Linked DNA regions of Mus musculus: region 1 is linked to region 2. The links are chromatin loops, found by intact Hi-C in ENCODE. Cell type or tissue: left cerebral cortex. All regions are shown on one strand. Links, peaks and the distances in the headings refer to the core of each region. The heading gives the core; the rest is flanking DNA.

Evidence for each region. Peaks named below come from ENCODE experiments on the same cell type or tissue, not always from the same donor. Only the 100,000 strongest peaks of a DNase experiment are listed, where the experiment ranks them.
Region 1: it touches region 2 in a loop (2.0-fold over the local background); 1 of 42 quality-filtered maps calls a loop at or near these places.

Annotation. Positions count from the first base shown.
Region 1 is chr3:96,475,074-96,483,406 of GRCm38, reverse strand. n-TQctg3 (a tRNA gene) reads right to left here and starts at 4,016; the gene lies at 3,945-4,016. In left cerebral cortex, for the core only: no CTCF peak of the experiment used is centred there; DNase peaks (open chromatin) are centred at 3,887 and 5,015.
Region 2 is chr3:96,323,108-96,331,440 of GRCm38, reverse strand. Gm24830 (a small nuclear RNA gene) reads right to left here and starts at 3,016; the gene lies at 2,851-3,016. In left cerebral cortex, for the core only: a CTCF peak has its summit at 4,235 (motif pointing left); a DNase peak (open chromatin) is centred at 4,141; H3K4me3 peaks cover 319 bases.

The sequences.
Region 1 (8,333 bases), core at 274-8,273, 150 kb before region 2:
CGGCTCTGTTCACCCACTACTTAGGGCCATGAGCTGAGAACAAAATGGGGACAGGCTATCAAGAACCAGATGGAGGCTGGAGAGATGGCTCAGTGGTTAAGAGCACTGACTGCTCTCCTGAAGGACCTGAGTTCAAATCCCAACAACCACATGGTAGCTCACAACCATCCGTAACGAGATCTGGCGCCCTCTTCTGGAGTGTCTGAAGACAGCTACAGTGTACTTACATATTAAAAGCATCATCATCAGATGTACCTGCTCTGTCCCTATTGAATCTCCATCTCGCTCAATCTCTCTGCGCTTCACTCCTCTGACTGTACTCAACATCTATGCATCCGTGACTTCATCCCAGCCTCACATCTGCCTTCTATACATTGGCTTCCTCGGCTTTTAGGTGTCAATCCAATTCGCTTAACCTTTGATATCTCTGTGAGCTGTGCACGGACAGCCTGGTCCCTAGTCGAGCACAGGCCTAGGGAATCGCAGACTGCGCCTTCCCTACCCCTGCACAGCCTGACGCCCACCCAGCGCACAGTCAAAACTTCCCGTGTCCTGCCTCGCCCAGCAGCCCGAGCCACGAGTGGCCGAGGGACCCCTTTTTTTGTCGCACATATCTCTACCTGTGGAGATGTGTCTTTGGGCCCGTCTCTCTTTGTTCCTCTCACATTTAATAAAGCATGCTACCATGAAACAGACCTGTTGTAAATAGCAAATGAGCGATGAAGGAACACACAGCTCTTTGGTGGTGGCTGGCACTTGGCACACTGCCTGGGCTCACTGAGTGGGAGCTTTCCTATTTGGGCCACAACACCTCAGAGACAAGGCACTCTAAAACTGATTGTAGCCGGGCAGTGGCGCACGCCTTTAATCCCAGCACTCGGGAAGCAGAGGCAGGCGGATTTCTGAGTTCGAGGCCAGCCTGGTCTACAAAGTTAGTTCCAGGACAGCCAGGGCTACACAGAGAAACCCTGTCTCAAAAAACCAAAACCAAACAAACAAACACCCAAACAACAACAACAACAACAACAAAAACAAACAAAACAACAAAAAAATCTGATTCTATATACGTTACATCCTCGGTACTTATCCACGCTGCAGACCCTGTGACAGAGAGGACACCTGTGTTCTCTGTGCAGCAGCCATTCCTGGGTAGGGAATTCCAGCAGAACTGGAACCCCCAGCAGGTCTGCTCCTCAGGGACCTTCAGGGAACCTGCTCTTCACTCTTCCCTGTGCTCTTTAGTGATGACCTTTTTCTTTCCCTTGCTGATGCAGATGCAGGCCATATTAGACCAGATTAAAAGTGATAAAGGGAGGTTTACTAGGAGGCAGCTCTCAGGTGGGCTCATTGATCTCACAGGTGGAGTCACACATCCAGGCTAAAGCAAGGGGTTTTTATGGGTCCCGGGAGCAGGATGCCAATGTGTATCTAGGAGCTGTAATGTGTCCACACATGGTCAAAAACTGGGCCCCTGGGCAGACACTCTTGAATGGGTTTCTGGAAACTCAAGGGGCGAGATTGTGTGTTATCCCGGAGTAAAACTCCAAGCACATGGGGGAGGGGGAGTTTTCTCTGTGTGGGTGAAGTTGGGAGATGGGGTTTCCTCGAGTGGGAGAAGGACCGGGAATGAGCAAAGTTCCAACCTAACACCAAGTCCATCCTCGTGACTGAGGAGCCTCCATCTCAGGGAGGAGACAGGTGACCAGAGGATTCAGACATGGGCTCTGAGGAAGAGCAGGCTGTGGAAAAGCAATGCCAGGGCCAGAGGTCTGGGACGCACTGCTAACACTCAGGGAAACTCAGCCAGGCTGCCTGTTCCCTCCAGGGTTTCTTTCTCCAGTGGTAAGGATGCCTCCCTCTCTGAATCTTAGTGAAGGCCCCTTAGTGAAGGGGTTAGGTCGCAACCCTTTTGGAGTCACATATATGAATGATAAATTGCCCATCATACATTTACGTTACAATTCATAGCAGTAGCAAAATTACAGTTATGAAGTAGCAACAAGCCAATTTTATGTTTGGGAATCACTACAACATGAGAAACTGTATTAAAGGGTAGAACCACTAACTTAAGAGAGCTGTAAACTCACCCTCACACAGTAAATTATCTCAGATAGGAAACAGAGAACAAACCAAAGCAGGAAAACCACCAAGGTCACAGGCCAACCAGTAAATTTTGCTGGGGTTACTTGCAAAAGCAGAAACAACTCAAAGAAAGCTGCATCAATCACCATAGCATGGATGGCAGTTCACAAACACTGAAAGCCTGGAGTGCACTGCACAACCTGCAGGTAGCTCAGCAGGTAGACAGCTTGCTTCCCAGGCAGCTCGGGTGGTCCGAGAGCATCTCTTCAATCTTCAAGGCTTGTGTGTATGTGTGCTTGTGGAGGCAGGGCCCTAGAGAATCTGGTCAGTTTCAGGGACTTCCTGAAGCTATTGAGTTGTTTACTCCTTGAGCTTCCTTGCAGGATACAGTGTTTCACATCATCTCCCTTTATAAAAGCATCCTGTGTCTGCACTTCCCCTTAGAACAGCTGTTGTTTACTTCCCCTTTAAATTTGTCTCTTAGTCAGAGTAGCTCCACTATGGAAGGTTTTGCTCTCCCAGGAATAAAGAGGGTCTTGGCGCCTGCTTCTGGGGAGAATGGTTGGGGAGAAGTAAATGTCCTTCCACCTTCTGCTTACCATGATTAATGTACCAAGGTGCCGTGTTTAGGGCCAGTGTGTCCCAAACCCATCACACCTAAGATGTAAACCCCAGAATCCAAAACAATGATACAAGTGACTGTGAAGGTTAACTGCAGATGCTTACATCTAATCAAAAAAAAAAAAAATGCGGGTTTGTATACACTTTTTTCTCTCAAGTTTATGTGTCCAACGTTTATTATGAAAAACGCAGTCCTTTGAACATTTCAATGTGTCCCCTAAGAAATTCCAGTATCCATGGATGCGGTCAGCATGGTGTTTGGTATATATCTTATCTCTTGCTTTTCCTTGGTTCTCTCATTCTCCACACAAGGCTCTGAGAATGGCCTGCAGAGGGAACTTGGAGCTTGTGGATTTCCTCTCTAGGACATGCTGAAGGAAAATGAGATTTTGTAACTTGTGATTCATGTAAAAGAGTTGTCTAGGAGCCCAGGTGCCAGGGCAGGGCTCTTGACTGTAAAGATGAAAAAGAATGCAAGGACGCAGGCAAGGCTATCTTGTCTGAGTTGACACCATCTGGTCGGAACCTCCCCTCTGTCTACTGCCCCTTGGCTCTGGGGTAAAGTCATACATCAACTGGTTGCTACGTGAACAAAGATAAGCCCCCAGCCCACAGGAACAAAGTCCTGATGCCCTTTGGCTGACATGTAATCTTACTGTTAATGTTTGAATGAGCCAATCCCATACCTTTGTTGAAATTCCTCGCACCCCTATCCCTTTTTCTTTTATAAAAACCCCTAGCTCTGGAGACTCGGGGTCGACTCCCCTGCCTCCTGTGTGAGGTACATGTCGGCCCAGAGCTAAAGCCTCGTGTGTATTACAACAAGAAGGATTCTTGTGTGTTCCTGGGTGCACCCTATCCCTGGACTAGAGTGGTGGTCCCCATATCGGGGGTCCTACCATGCCAGGGAAGCATCAAGGAGTCTACTCCTCAGAGACTTCTGGCCCTCTCCCTGAGCCTAAACCAAAGCCATTGCGGCAGGATGAAGATGCACTCTAGCGGCGAGCCTTCCAGGCAGGCGGCATCTGCTCTACAAAACGTTCTCACAGGTACCCAAGACTTGCTGGTACAGTTTACCTGTTAAGTGTCCAATTAGGTTAGGAGCTTGGAGACAGGTAGTATGGGGAGTCCCAAGCAAGGAGTTGCCCTCTACACCCACTTATCCTATTCTCAGGCTCATACCTCAGATGTAGGGCTGAAATCTCACTTAAAACAAGTCTTTGCCTCAGGGTAAACAGAAAAGGTCCCACCGAGATTTGAACTCGGATCGCTGGATTCAGAGTCCAGAGTGCTAACCATTACACCATGGAACCCATATGCAATGTGTGTTTTATATACACTTAGGACTGTGGGATTGACTACCATCTAACTTTTCCTGCTGTCCTACTGTGTTTTTCCTCTGTACATACTAAAATGAGGTCAAGTTTACTCAATTTAGAGCTGAGAAAGAGCCCTTCCAGCTTACCATCATCCTCAGATTACCATTCAATCCTGACCAGATGTGAAATTTCTCCAACAAACGGTGATAGTGTTCTCGTTTTGAGCTTTGCCTTACTCCCTCCCACTTCACCCCCGGGGAACACCAAGATTAGGATTTAGAAATTCCTGCCTTATGAGCAGCCACTCTAGTCCACCTTTACTTCTGGTAATTGATAAAGTGGGTCAGCCGTGGAGTAGGAGGGAGGGGGGATGTGAAGGGCCCTTCATAGTTCTCCTCGGACAGACACATTTGTGTATCTTTGGTAGGTTTTGTGTTTCTTACAATACATATATATATATATTTTTTTTTAATTAGAAGCAATAACCTGGGCCTGCTCCTTTAATTCCAACACCTGAGAGGCAGAGGCAGGTGTATATCTATATATCTATATATCTATATATCTATATCTATATCTATATCTATATCTATATCTATATCTATATATCTTTAAGTGCCAGGCTAGCCAGTGCTACATAATGAGAGACGAGGTCTCAGAACACAAAAGCACAGGGGGGGGGGGCTGAGGGTGTAGGAGTGACCAGAAATATTAATATTAAATATTAATATTTTAATACATATCTCTTGGAGCGCTTTGTGGGACTGGACTCACTCTTACATGCCCATCCTACACTGGCTGGCAGAGCAACGGAGGAAACTCTCTGAGCAGCAAAACAAACAGCTACAAGGTGGGTCAGGGTGAGAGGTAGCTAGCTGGAGATTGGTCCTTTTCTGACTGGTGAAGTGATTAATTTTGCTCACTAGGCTTTCGTTTGCCAAGTTTAACTCCACACTTCAAGGCATTCTTAGCCAGACAGCATCTCCAGGAGAAAAAAAAATCTTTATTTTCAAAAATGGGAGGGAGGTGTTATGGAGGAGTGGAGTGGAGCCTTTAATGCCAGCAGACGCAGAGGGAGACAGATCTCTGAATTGGAGGCTAGCCCGATCTACACAATGAGTTCCAGGACAACGAGAACTACACAGAGAAACCCTAACTCGACACCACCCTTCAAAAATAACACTTGTTTGTGGGAAAATGACTAAAATTTATGCCTCAGCACCTGTCCCTGTCCCCATGTGGCGGCTTTGTTTGAGACTGAGCAAAAAACTCTAAATTACCCACATCAGAATAATTAAATAAACATTCATTTTTCCCACCTATGGTAGTGCACACCTTGAATCCCAGCACTCCAGTAGAGACAGGTGGATACCTGTGAGTTCAAGGCCAAGGGTGTAGAGTTACAAAAGAGCAAGAAACATAAAAACAAAACAAAACAAAACAAAAAACTTTTGCTATTAAGTTTGTCACTGCTTCCTTTTGGCTTCACGGGGCCTCCCAGCTCGGCTGACTTTCACTTTATGGTAGAAGATGAAGGTGGAATGAGGCTATAATGAACTTGTGACAGACATAGGGTCATCTGATACTGATCTACCTCAAGAAGGGAATTTAGAGGATTCCAGAAGGGGTTGGTGCTCAGCCTTAATCCCAGCACTCAGGAGGCGAAGGTGAGGCCAGCTGCTCTATAGAGCCAGTTCAGGGACAGCTGCAGTGAAACCCTGCCCTGAGAGACCACGCGGGGACTTAGAATGTAAACCAGTATGGAAAGAAACACAAGAATGCCCGAGGCCTCCCTCAGTTTCTTTTTTTCTCTTTCTTTTTTGGGTGGGCTAGGGGAGTTTCAGAGAGGGTCTCTCTGTGTAACAGAGCCCTCGCTGTCCTGGACTTGAGTTATAGACCAGGCTGACATCCAATTTAAAGAGATCCACTTGCCTTCACCAGAGCTGGGATTAAAGAAATGCACCACCACACCTGGCCCTCTTCTTCAATTTCTAAAATATAGGTCAAATGATGCTCCCGTGTCTCCAATGTCTGATACTTTCTGTAGACATATAGCACTCTTGTGCTATATGATGCTCCCGTGTCTCCAATGTCCAATACTTTCTGTAGACATATAACACTGTTGTGTTATATGATGCTCCCTTGTCTTCAATGTCTGATATTTTTTTATAACACTGTTGTGCTTTGTGTAACCTTGAACATTGCTGCCTGGGAATCGAGCTTCTTTGTTGAACTGCTATCAAACTGTAGTCTCCCCTCCCCTAGCCTGAAACCTGCTTGCTCAGGGGTGGAGCTTCCTGCTCATTCGTTCTGCCACGCCCACTGCTGGAACCTGCGGAGCCACACACGTGCACCTTTCTACTGGACCAGAGATTATTCGGCGGGAATCGGGTCCCCTCCCCCTTCCTTCATAACTAGTGTCGTCGCAACAATAAAATTTGAGCCTTGATCAGAGTAACTGTCTTGGCTACATTCTTTTCTCTCGCCACCTAGCCCCTCTTCTCTTCCAGGTTTCCAAAATGCCTTTCCAGGCTAGAACCCAGGTTGTGGTCTGCTGGCCGAACACAACATCAAACGGGCTGTAAAAATAAAAAAAAATTAAAATTAAAAGGAGCCTGGAGATTCAGTTTACACTCTTGTGCTCTTTTGCCTGGAGTCCCCTGGTATTGTGGTCCGGTTCTTCAGGCATCCTCCATAAAGAGAGGTGAATTGCCCTTGCTCTGACCTGCCTACCTATGTCTCTCAGCTGCTAGACTTAGAGGAGCTCACAGTTCCAAATTCCACGTTCCAACAAGGAAGCAGTTTCATGAAGTTTTATACTTTTACAGAACAAACTAAGGCACAAGTCAAAAACACTGGTGGGTCCATCAGAGAGGCGGTAACAGCAAAATATGGGGAAGGTCTTCTGTAGCCCCAAATGTCAGGGCTACAGAATGACGGTCTCAGCTGGATCAGACTGGCCTGTGAGCATGTTTGTGGGGATTATCCTGATTAGATTGAGAGTCGAAGACCTGCCCACTGTGTGGCATCATCATTCTTTAGCAGTGTCCTGAACTGGATGAAAGTGGAGAGAGAGATCTAGCATTCGTCCATTGATTGGTTCCTCTTTCTTTACTAAGGATGCAAAGTGATTAGTTGCCTCAAGTTCCAACCACTGTGACTTGCACAAAACAATGGACTGTAACCTGGATCTGTGAACTAAAATTAACTTTTTCTCACTTAAATGGACCTTGCCAGGGTATTTATCACAATAGGGAAGGAAAAAGGGGGCAATTCTTTGTGTCCAACTCACCAGCAAAGCACCAGATAGTCATACAATTCTGCTCGATTTACCGGGGGGGGGGGGGGAACAACCTGGACATGCCATTCTCTTTCCTTTTTGGAATTTTTCAGGGGGAGGAGCAGGGTTTCACTATGTATCTCAGGCTGGCTTGGAACTTCACATAAGCATCAGCCTCAGCCTCCCAAGTATTGGAGTTACAGGTATCAGCCACAATGTCCGGCTTAATTTTATTACCTGTATTGAAAGTTTTCCAAAATACTCAATTGACGTAGAAAGTTTCATCTTATTTGTGATTTGTCTTAAGAAGGAAAACCCAGTATTTAAAAATATCCAAGACAGAAAAGAACAATGGTCAGGCTGCTAAGCAAGACCTCAGTGAGGATGGCTGTAAGGCAGTCCCTCCTTTCTTGGTTCTTAACACTTCTCTCAGAAAAGGCCAAGGCAGTTGCAGGGCCTCAGTTGTCTTTTCAACTCAGCCACATGCACTGTGGTCTTAGTCCAGCGCCAGGTGGTGAGAAGAGTGGACAGAGATGGCCTGTTTAACCACACAGAAACTACTTAACTTGGCTTGGACTCGAATCCACATTACTGTGGCCACAAAGCAGAGTACTAGCTAGCAACTGAGCGATCACCGCGAGCTACCGAAACACCCACAAAGACGCGGCTTTTTTACAGTCAGTCAAAGGTTAAGTGTAACAGTCGGTGGCTGCCTTTAAAAATTCAGACAGGTAAAGGTCGTCGCTCCTTCCCCATGCAGACTCCCCTGTCCTCCTCTTCCTCCCATTCTATGCCCCACTAAAAAACAAAAACAAAAAACATTCCTTCACCTCCTACAGCCGCGACTGATGCTCTGCCCTGTCCACCGTTCCCCGCCCCTCCCGTCTCGCCTCCCTGAGCACCCGCACCGCACTGCCCGCCTGCCCCACGCGCACTGCGCAGAGGCTCCAGCACACGCCCAGCGTGACCAGTCCCTCGCGCGTCCGTACTCGTGGTCTGCAAAGTACCCGACCCTAAAGCGCACTTGGGCTTCT
Region 2 (8,333 bases), core at 174-8,173:
CTTGCACCTGACTTCCTCATATAAGCCACAAACATCTTGAGAGCTGTGCAGGTGCACCAGGATACCGGTGAATCCAGTTTGATGGAGATATGCCCCTGCTGCCCTGATTAGCTGAAGCTGCGTGCCTGGTGAGGCGGCGTGGCCTGCTGTGCGTGGATGAGAGAGAGTATAAAAGGAGTGAGAGGCCCAGGGTTCGGGGGAGATATAAACAAGAAGAATCAGGACTGAATAAACTACTGTTAGAAGGACTGGTGGTCATGTCGTTCTTGCTGGTCGAGAGCGGACGCGACATTCTCCAATCCTGTTTTCCTTGGGAGAGACCCCACCTGTCATCCTCCGTAGCCAGAGACTTCCTGGTAGCTTTAAATGGTGAAATGTTGACTTTTCTCTCCCATCTTTCACAGTCTATCTTCCCACACCCATCTAGACCATCAGTCGCATCTAGATCTTTTGGGGAGTACAAGAAAGACAAGACAAAGGGGGCAGATGTCCATTCTGGTACAGAAGCAGGAAGGGCAATGGGCGCCCAAAGACCACAGAGTCAGGTGCGCCTACTTGCCTCGGCCACCCTGCAGATTCCATAGAGACTTGGCAAGAGGCCCTGCAGGCTGGAATGGCGGCAGTCTGCAGTTCTGCCTCAGACAGGAGCCGCTCAAATGGTACCCCATCCAACCTCTGCCTGGTTCTAGACAACAGACCCACAAGATCAAAGGAAACAGGTAACAATAGGACAATTCAGCGACCTCCAGGGTAAATCTAGAGTCTGGTGTTAAACAGATCTCCAGTGCCTCTTCCAGCCTTTGCTCAAAATTAAAGAGTTCACGAAAGGGGGCATTGTGTAGACAAAAGTTGATAGACAATTGAAAGAAAAGGATTGGAGGAAAACAGAGGTGTCTTCTTGGATTTTTCACAGGACCGCAAGAAAAATGAGTGGCCAGGACTGGAAGAGTGCAGGTGCATCGTGCATAAGGCTTGGAGATCAGTCAGGCTCTCGGAGTCAAACCTTGCTGCACCTATCCAGGTTGTCTAAGATCCTTCATCCTTCAGACTCCTTTAAGGGTTTCTGAGGTCTCCAAGGTCTCCCCTCCTCCTCACCCAGGTCTCTCCCTGCATTGTTAGTGTCTCTTCTGTGTTGTGACCTTAGAGGTCAGTTGTGAGATGTGTCCCTGACAAAGTAACAACCTCTGCCACTTGTGGACACTCTAGACATAGTAATGTTCTTTGTTAAGGGCGTGTGTCTGGTTGGTGTGCCTGTGAGATCGATTCTGAGCTTTGGTGCACTTAGCCATTATCCTGGATATCATTATTTGGGTTTATTATTTAGTCTTAGTTTTCAGGTAATGAATAACACATACCAATTTCAAATGCTCTTTTTTGTTTTTTCGAGACAGGGTTTCTCTGTATATCCCTGGCTGTCCTGGAACTCACTTTGAGGACCAGGCTGGCCTCGGACTCAGAAATCCACCTGCCTCTGCCTCCCGAGTGCTGGGATTAAAGGCGTGCGCCACCACACCCGGAGACAAATGCTCTTAAGTGAGATGTTTACATAGTGTTGAGTATCTTTGCTTGAAAAGGATCGCCTTATTTACCTATAAATGACTACACATGTCTGCCACATAAAACATTCCACATGTATTTATATGTATTTGTTGAAAAAACGAAAACTAATTTAATGGATTTTACTCGCTAAGCCCTTTCCTAGAGATAGAAATAAATGCCAATCTTAAAGCTGGATGTGGTGGTGTTCTTCTGAATCAGGATATCAGGAGATCAATCCATCCTTGGGCTACAAGGCCAGTGGGGGGATATGGGAGGGGTCAGGGATACAGTTCTGGACCTAAATCTTGATTCTGCACTAACAAACTACACAGTAGCTGGCAATTTACTTAAGCTGTTTATATTCTGTTATCATTAGTAAAATGTCAGCTACAGAATTAAATTACTCGAAGTTGTGATATGAAAATTTGCTTTAAGTTTGATGGAAATATAGCACTCAATAAATGTGTGTGTCCACCTCCATTCCCACCAGTCTCTGAGAGATCATCTTCCTCTTTGCCGCACATAATACTTACTAAAAATGGAAGAAGTTGCCAAGAGTACATGTGATATACAGCTCACCCTGTTAACTTAGAGAAAACACAGAGCGAGTTGTGGGATCAGAGGAAACTCTGAATGAGTGAAGTCCTGACGTTCGGCCTTCCCTCCTCAGGGAATCGAGTGCACATGTTATAGTGGGTGCAGAAAATGCCCATCATAGCGTTCTTCCCCCTCACCTCCAGATAGTCACAGCCTAAAGTTAGCAAACCCTCTGTGAGTTTGAGGACAGAAGGTCTACAGAGTTTCGGGATAGCCAAGGCTACACAGAGAAACCCTGTTTCCAAAAAACAAAAAACAAGTGTGCGACCGCCATCTTGCCTGTTATAAGAAAAACATGGGAGAAACTCCTTCCTCAGACTGAGTCGCAGACTCCGTCATTCCCCTTTTCTAGTCCCTCCTCTAAGATCTGATATAGCCTGGTCGGCAGGTGAGGCATTTTGTTAACAAAAGCTTGCTTGAAAAGAAGGATGCATGCAGGTAAGGTGGCTCGGCGGTTAAGAACACTGACGGCAAGCTCCTGAGTTCAAATCTCAGCAAGTTCTTAATGAGATCTGACTCAGCTACAGTATACTTATGTATATCAAGAGCTGAGAGGAGGAAGTATCTAGGATTGCGTGTTTCTTTTAAGTTGAAATAAGTATAAACAAAATTACTCAAGTTGCAAGCCAAGCCCCAGAGTTCTCAAAACACAAGGGACATAGTATATGTATGCAAAAGGAGAATTAAGTACCTTACTTTTAGACTACCAAATACCAGGGGAGCGCGCGAACGCAGCTCCCCCACTACCACAAATTATGCAGTCGAGTTTCCCGCATTTGGGGAAATCGCAGGGGTCAGCACACCCCAAAGTGCAATGGGTGAGCCTCGCCCTGGGAAAACCACCTTCGTGATCATGGTATCTCCCCTGCCAGGTAAGTATGCTCTCCTAGCGCCCGGCCCCGGCTCACACCCGCCGCCCCTGCACTCTTAACACACGGTCACTTAGCCCCGCCCTATCTCGGGTCTCCCTCGTCGCACATGCCGTCTCGGCGCTCCGCTGATATCTGGCGACCCGCGTTCTCTCCTACGCCGCGCGAGAAATCTCTCGCGTTTCCCCGGCCGCTGCGGACGCCGCAGCCCCTGCGCGACCCTCATCTGCATACACCCCGCCCCGTCAGCCACCCAGGAGTGACATCACGCCCCTTCCTTTCGCCGCCCGATCCCGGGGCCTGTTGGACTTTCTCACTTGCGCAGTGCTGGAGCGGTGAAGGACCAGGGACAAGTCACCTTGCACCGTCTCTTACCCCTAACTGGCCGCTCGTGGCCCACCCCCAGGTGCCAACATCCTTGTGGCCGACTCTTTTGGGTATGGACGAACGGACGCCCGTCTTCTCCAAGTCGGAGCACAGGAGTCGGGCAGCACAGGAGCCAGCCCTACCGCAGGGGTCTCCCTGCGCCGCTCCAACCTGCCTGCCTGCCGCGGGTCTCCGCCGCTGTACTTTAAAAGGCTCTTGATGTATTTACCTGTTATTTTCTGGGTTTTCTTCTACAGAAACATCACGATACTGACACTGGGTAGGGACATTGGTATGTGGGGTTACCCAAGTCTGGGTTCCTGGACCTGGGCACCCAATAAGCCCTCTCTGGAGCGCCTCCCTCTCCCCCTCCCCCTCCCCCTCCCCCAGGGTCTCTCAACATCCCCCCCCCCCCCGCCCCCCATGCTGGAGTTCATTATATAGACCAGTCTGGCCTTGAACTCTGGCCTTGATTCTCCTGCCTCTGCTTCTCCAGTGGTGCAATTAAAGGTGTGCGCCTCCACACCAGGCTTTTGTTTATTTGTTTGTTTTGTTTTTGAAGTCAAGGTTTCTCTAGGTAGCCCTGGCTGTCCTGGAACTGCCTCTGTAGACCAGGCTGCTCTCTCTAACTCAAAAGATTCTCTTCCCTCTGCCCGCCTAGTTCTGGGATTAAAGGCATGGGAGACCACGTCCGTGCCCAAGGAGCTTTTGATTAACTAGTTGATCCAATTAAGTCCTTTCGTTTGCACAGTTAACTACTAAACAAATGCTGGTGGGATGGCAAAGCGGTTATAGAACATCTGCTCAGAGAACCAGCAAAGACATGCTCCTGACAAATGGATCTGATGCCCTCTTCTGGCATGCATGGGTACCTGCCGACAGAGCACTCTTGCTTTTTTTATTTTATTTTATTTTATTTTATTTTATTTTATTTTATTTTATTTTATTTTATAAACCATCTAAATAGAATTAGCATTCAGTTAACCAGTAAAGGGCAACTTCACTTAGACAATTTTACTATTGCTTGATGAGATAACCTGTGGAGTGTCTTAATACTTGAGCTGTTTTGTTATTTAGGGGAAAAGAGCGAGAGATCTATTACGTTCTTTCAGAATAAGCTGGGGCCAAACAGGTGGCACAGTTGTTAAGAGTGCTTGCTGCTCTTGCAGAGGACCAGAGTTTAGTTCAGTGCCCAGCACTTACACCCACAGCTCCAGAGGACCCAGCACCAGTCCTCCGTGGGAACTTGCAGGCATGTGCACCTAACAGACACTCACAAATAAATAGTAAAAATAAATATGAAAAAGAATTATGAACCAGAGCAGAAATTCTAGTACACTAAAAACTGGTGAAATGAAGAGTTATGGATAGAGCTGAGTGTGGTGGTGCAGGTCTTCCCAGCACTCGGGAGGCAGAGGCATACAGATCTTTGAGTTTGAGGTCAGCCTGGCCCACTACTGCAATCAGCACAGCTTTGGGATCAAAGAAATGACAGACAGGCATACAGAAGAGCTGGGATCAGATGGGCAGGGTGCTGGTGGAGACATGCCAGAAGCCTGGAAACTTAGCCCGTTTATTGTACACGGTTGAAGGGGGACTGGCCCACATTAGGTTCTGAAGAGAAGCTAAGCATCGAGGTGCACACTCTAATCTCAGCCTTCTGAAGTGAAGGCAGTAAGTCTATGAGTTTGAGGTTGCTTGGATTCCAGAGTGAGATGGTGGGTAGGGTATGCCTTAGGGTTTCCATTGCCATGATGAGACATCCTGACCACAGAGACTCTGATAAAAGAAAGCACTTAATTAAGGCTGGCTCACAATTTCAGAGGTTTAGTCCATTATCATCATGGCAGGAAGCATGCTGGTGTGCAGGCAGACATGGTGCTGGAGAAGGAGCTGAGAGCTCTACGTCTTGATCCACAGGCAGCAGAAGGAGACTGTGTGTCACACTGGGCAGAGCTTGACCAAAGATCTCAAAGCCTACCTCCACAGTGACACACTTCCTCCAACAAGGCCACACCTACTCCAATGAGACCTCTCCCTATGGGCCAAGCATTCAAACACGTGAAACTATGGGGGCCATACCCATTCAAACCACCACAGGCTACTTGTTAAGTACAAAGCTCTGGGTTTTATTCTCAGCATAGCAAGAAAGAGAAACTACTTTCTATTTTAGACATTAGACTGCTGCCTAGGTGGCTGTGTCCATGGTCCAGGCGGCTACTGATTCTGTGATCATCAGAAAGTGGTTTGATTACTCATGGTAGTTCAAACCTTAAGTGTCTCTCAAAGGCTCCATGTTAAAAAGTCTTAGTCTCAGGCAGGCATGGTGATATGAGTTCCAGGACAGACAGAGGTACATAGAGAAGCCCTACCTCCAAAATCAGTCTTGGTCTTAGTCTCTAGCTTTGGTTTATGGGAGAGGTAAATGGAGATGAGGCCACTGGAGATCCACCCCTTGATGGGAACACTGGATCTCAACCTCATTCTTTTTCTCTCTTTTTTGCTTCCACATCATGGAATAAAGTCTTGTTCTGACACACCTCCCCTCTAAGCAGTGCCTCTGCCCCGCTATGAAAAACCTGGAAGCAATAGGTCTGCCAGGTCATGAAAAAACTTTTAAAAGTAAGCTATCTTCACTCAGAAACTAATTTATATTCCTCCAACAAAACCCCTTAAAATTAATAAGTACTTTGAGAGAACTAATTGTACTAGTAACTAAACCTTTGCTCAAATTGTAATTAATTAACAAATTAACGAATTGTAATTAAATAACAAATGCTTGTTAATTCTTTGCTCCTTCCATAGCTGCCAGAAGCTCTCATTTTATTCTCTGGGGAATGCCTGAGGCAGACCTTATATTCACTCACTGCCATATAGTGACAGAGTCTCTCTTCCCTCCTTCCTGCAGCCCACTTTAAACTATTGTAAAGTTATTCAAACACTTGGGAACTTCACTGTACTAGTGTAGTAGCTATTGGAAGCCAGGGGCACTCTCCCCTCTAAGATCACCTTCAGGTAGAGGGCTGTATTGAAGCTAGTCTTCTTAAGGGAGAAGAGTGTGACTGGAGAGTGTTCGTGTTATATATATATATATGAATGACACCTAATGGGCCCCTAGAATTTTTATCAGATAAAATGTGAATCACTTTTCTTTCTACACAACAGAGTCAAATACCAGGAAATACCAAAATCAAAACTTAACAAATACCTCAGAACAAATCAACTGCCAATCCAAACAGACCCATAGATTGCCTTTAGCTGTCATGTGTCACCTAACAGAGAAAGGAACACTGCTAGCCACTGCTCAGCAGAAAGAGCATCCCTAGATGTTCATTTCATAAAATCAAACCAGAAATCCGTATGTACACCACTGATGGGAGAAAAAGAATCTGCAGTATACAGGTAGAGATAAAAAGTCATTGTCTAATAACTGCTCTTAGAGTTGAAAACCCAAAGGCTTGGGGAGAGGGGTGGTGCACACCTTTGATCCCAGCACTCAGGAGGCAGAGACAGGAGAATCTCTTCGTTTAAGACCAGTCTGGTCTATAGAGTGAGTTTTAGGACAGTCAGGGTTACAAAGAGAAACCTTGACTCCAAAAAAAAAAGTAATGAAAATGAACTCAAATAATCAACAGATAAAGGAATAAATTTGGTGTGGCTGTTTCTGCACAGGGTGTCAAAAGGTGTGGGAGTCTATTGACTATCATCTGTCTCAGATAGAGAATTCATATAGAAACAGCACTCCCTCCAATTGAGGGATAACATAAAGACAATATCATAGCCAGCTAGACTGTCTAGGTCATCGTATAAACATTTTTGGTCCAGCATGATGCTAGATGTTTTGGCAAAGGTATATTCAATTAAATTACTTCCTTAGGTTTGTTTGTTTTTTGTTTTGTTTTTGTTTGTTTGTTTGTTTTTTCGAGACAGGGTTTCTCTGTATAGCCCTGGCTGTCCTGGAACTCACTTTGTAGACCAGGCTGGCCTCGAACTCAGAGATCCACATTCCTCTGCCTCCCAAGTGCTGGGATTAAAGGCGTGCGCCACCACGCCCGGCTCTTGTTTGTTTTTAAGACAGGGGTCCTCTACATAGTCCTGGCCATCCTGAACTTACTATGTAGACTAGGCAAGAGTGTATTTGAAATGAGATCAGCTTTTACATTGGTAAATGCTAAGTGAAGCAGAATGTGAATGGGTTTTATCCAATCAGCTGAAGGACTTAATAAAAACAGGTGGACCTTCCCAAAGAGGGAGTCAATTGTATTTATTATATAAGATAATTATAACACTACGTTACTTGTTCTAGAAGACCTACCTAAACCAAAATTCTTACAGGACTCATTTGCTGGGATTCATACCTTTAACTTTTGATTTGCCACAATGATGTGAACCAATATCTTAAATTACATATTGATTGATCAACATGTAGCTAGGTGGAAGTCTGCTCCATCCTTCTGGAAAATACTGAAGAACAGGGTACATTCTACTAATTCTCTCCTGTTGCCCACAGCAGACAGAGAGGAGGCACAAACATCAGGGGTCAGCGAGCGAGGTTTTTCTCCTTGGGGGAAGATGCTGGGCACAGAGCTCTTTAAGAAGTCATTCTGACCGGCCCCTCTAGCCCTGGTTGACCAGGTCACCAGAGAAATAATCACAAATGTACAAAATGTCTTGGAGATGTCATCTGATGACCAGACAGGGAGAGGTCCTTCTCACTTCACAGAAAAACAACCACGCCATTCCTGGATGTATTTCTATAGTTTGTAGTTTACCACACTATCAGGAGTGTGAAGATTTTTTTTTTATTTAATAAAATAAATCGGTTTCACATTTATGGAAAGTTATGTTATAAGGTTGATTGCTTAGAAGCACATATACTATAGTCTCTGATGCATAGCATTTGTAAGCCTAGGGCTCAGACTCTCAGAAATACTTCTACAACTGGCAGAGTATTTGTTTTTT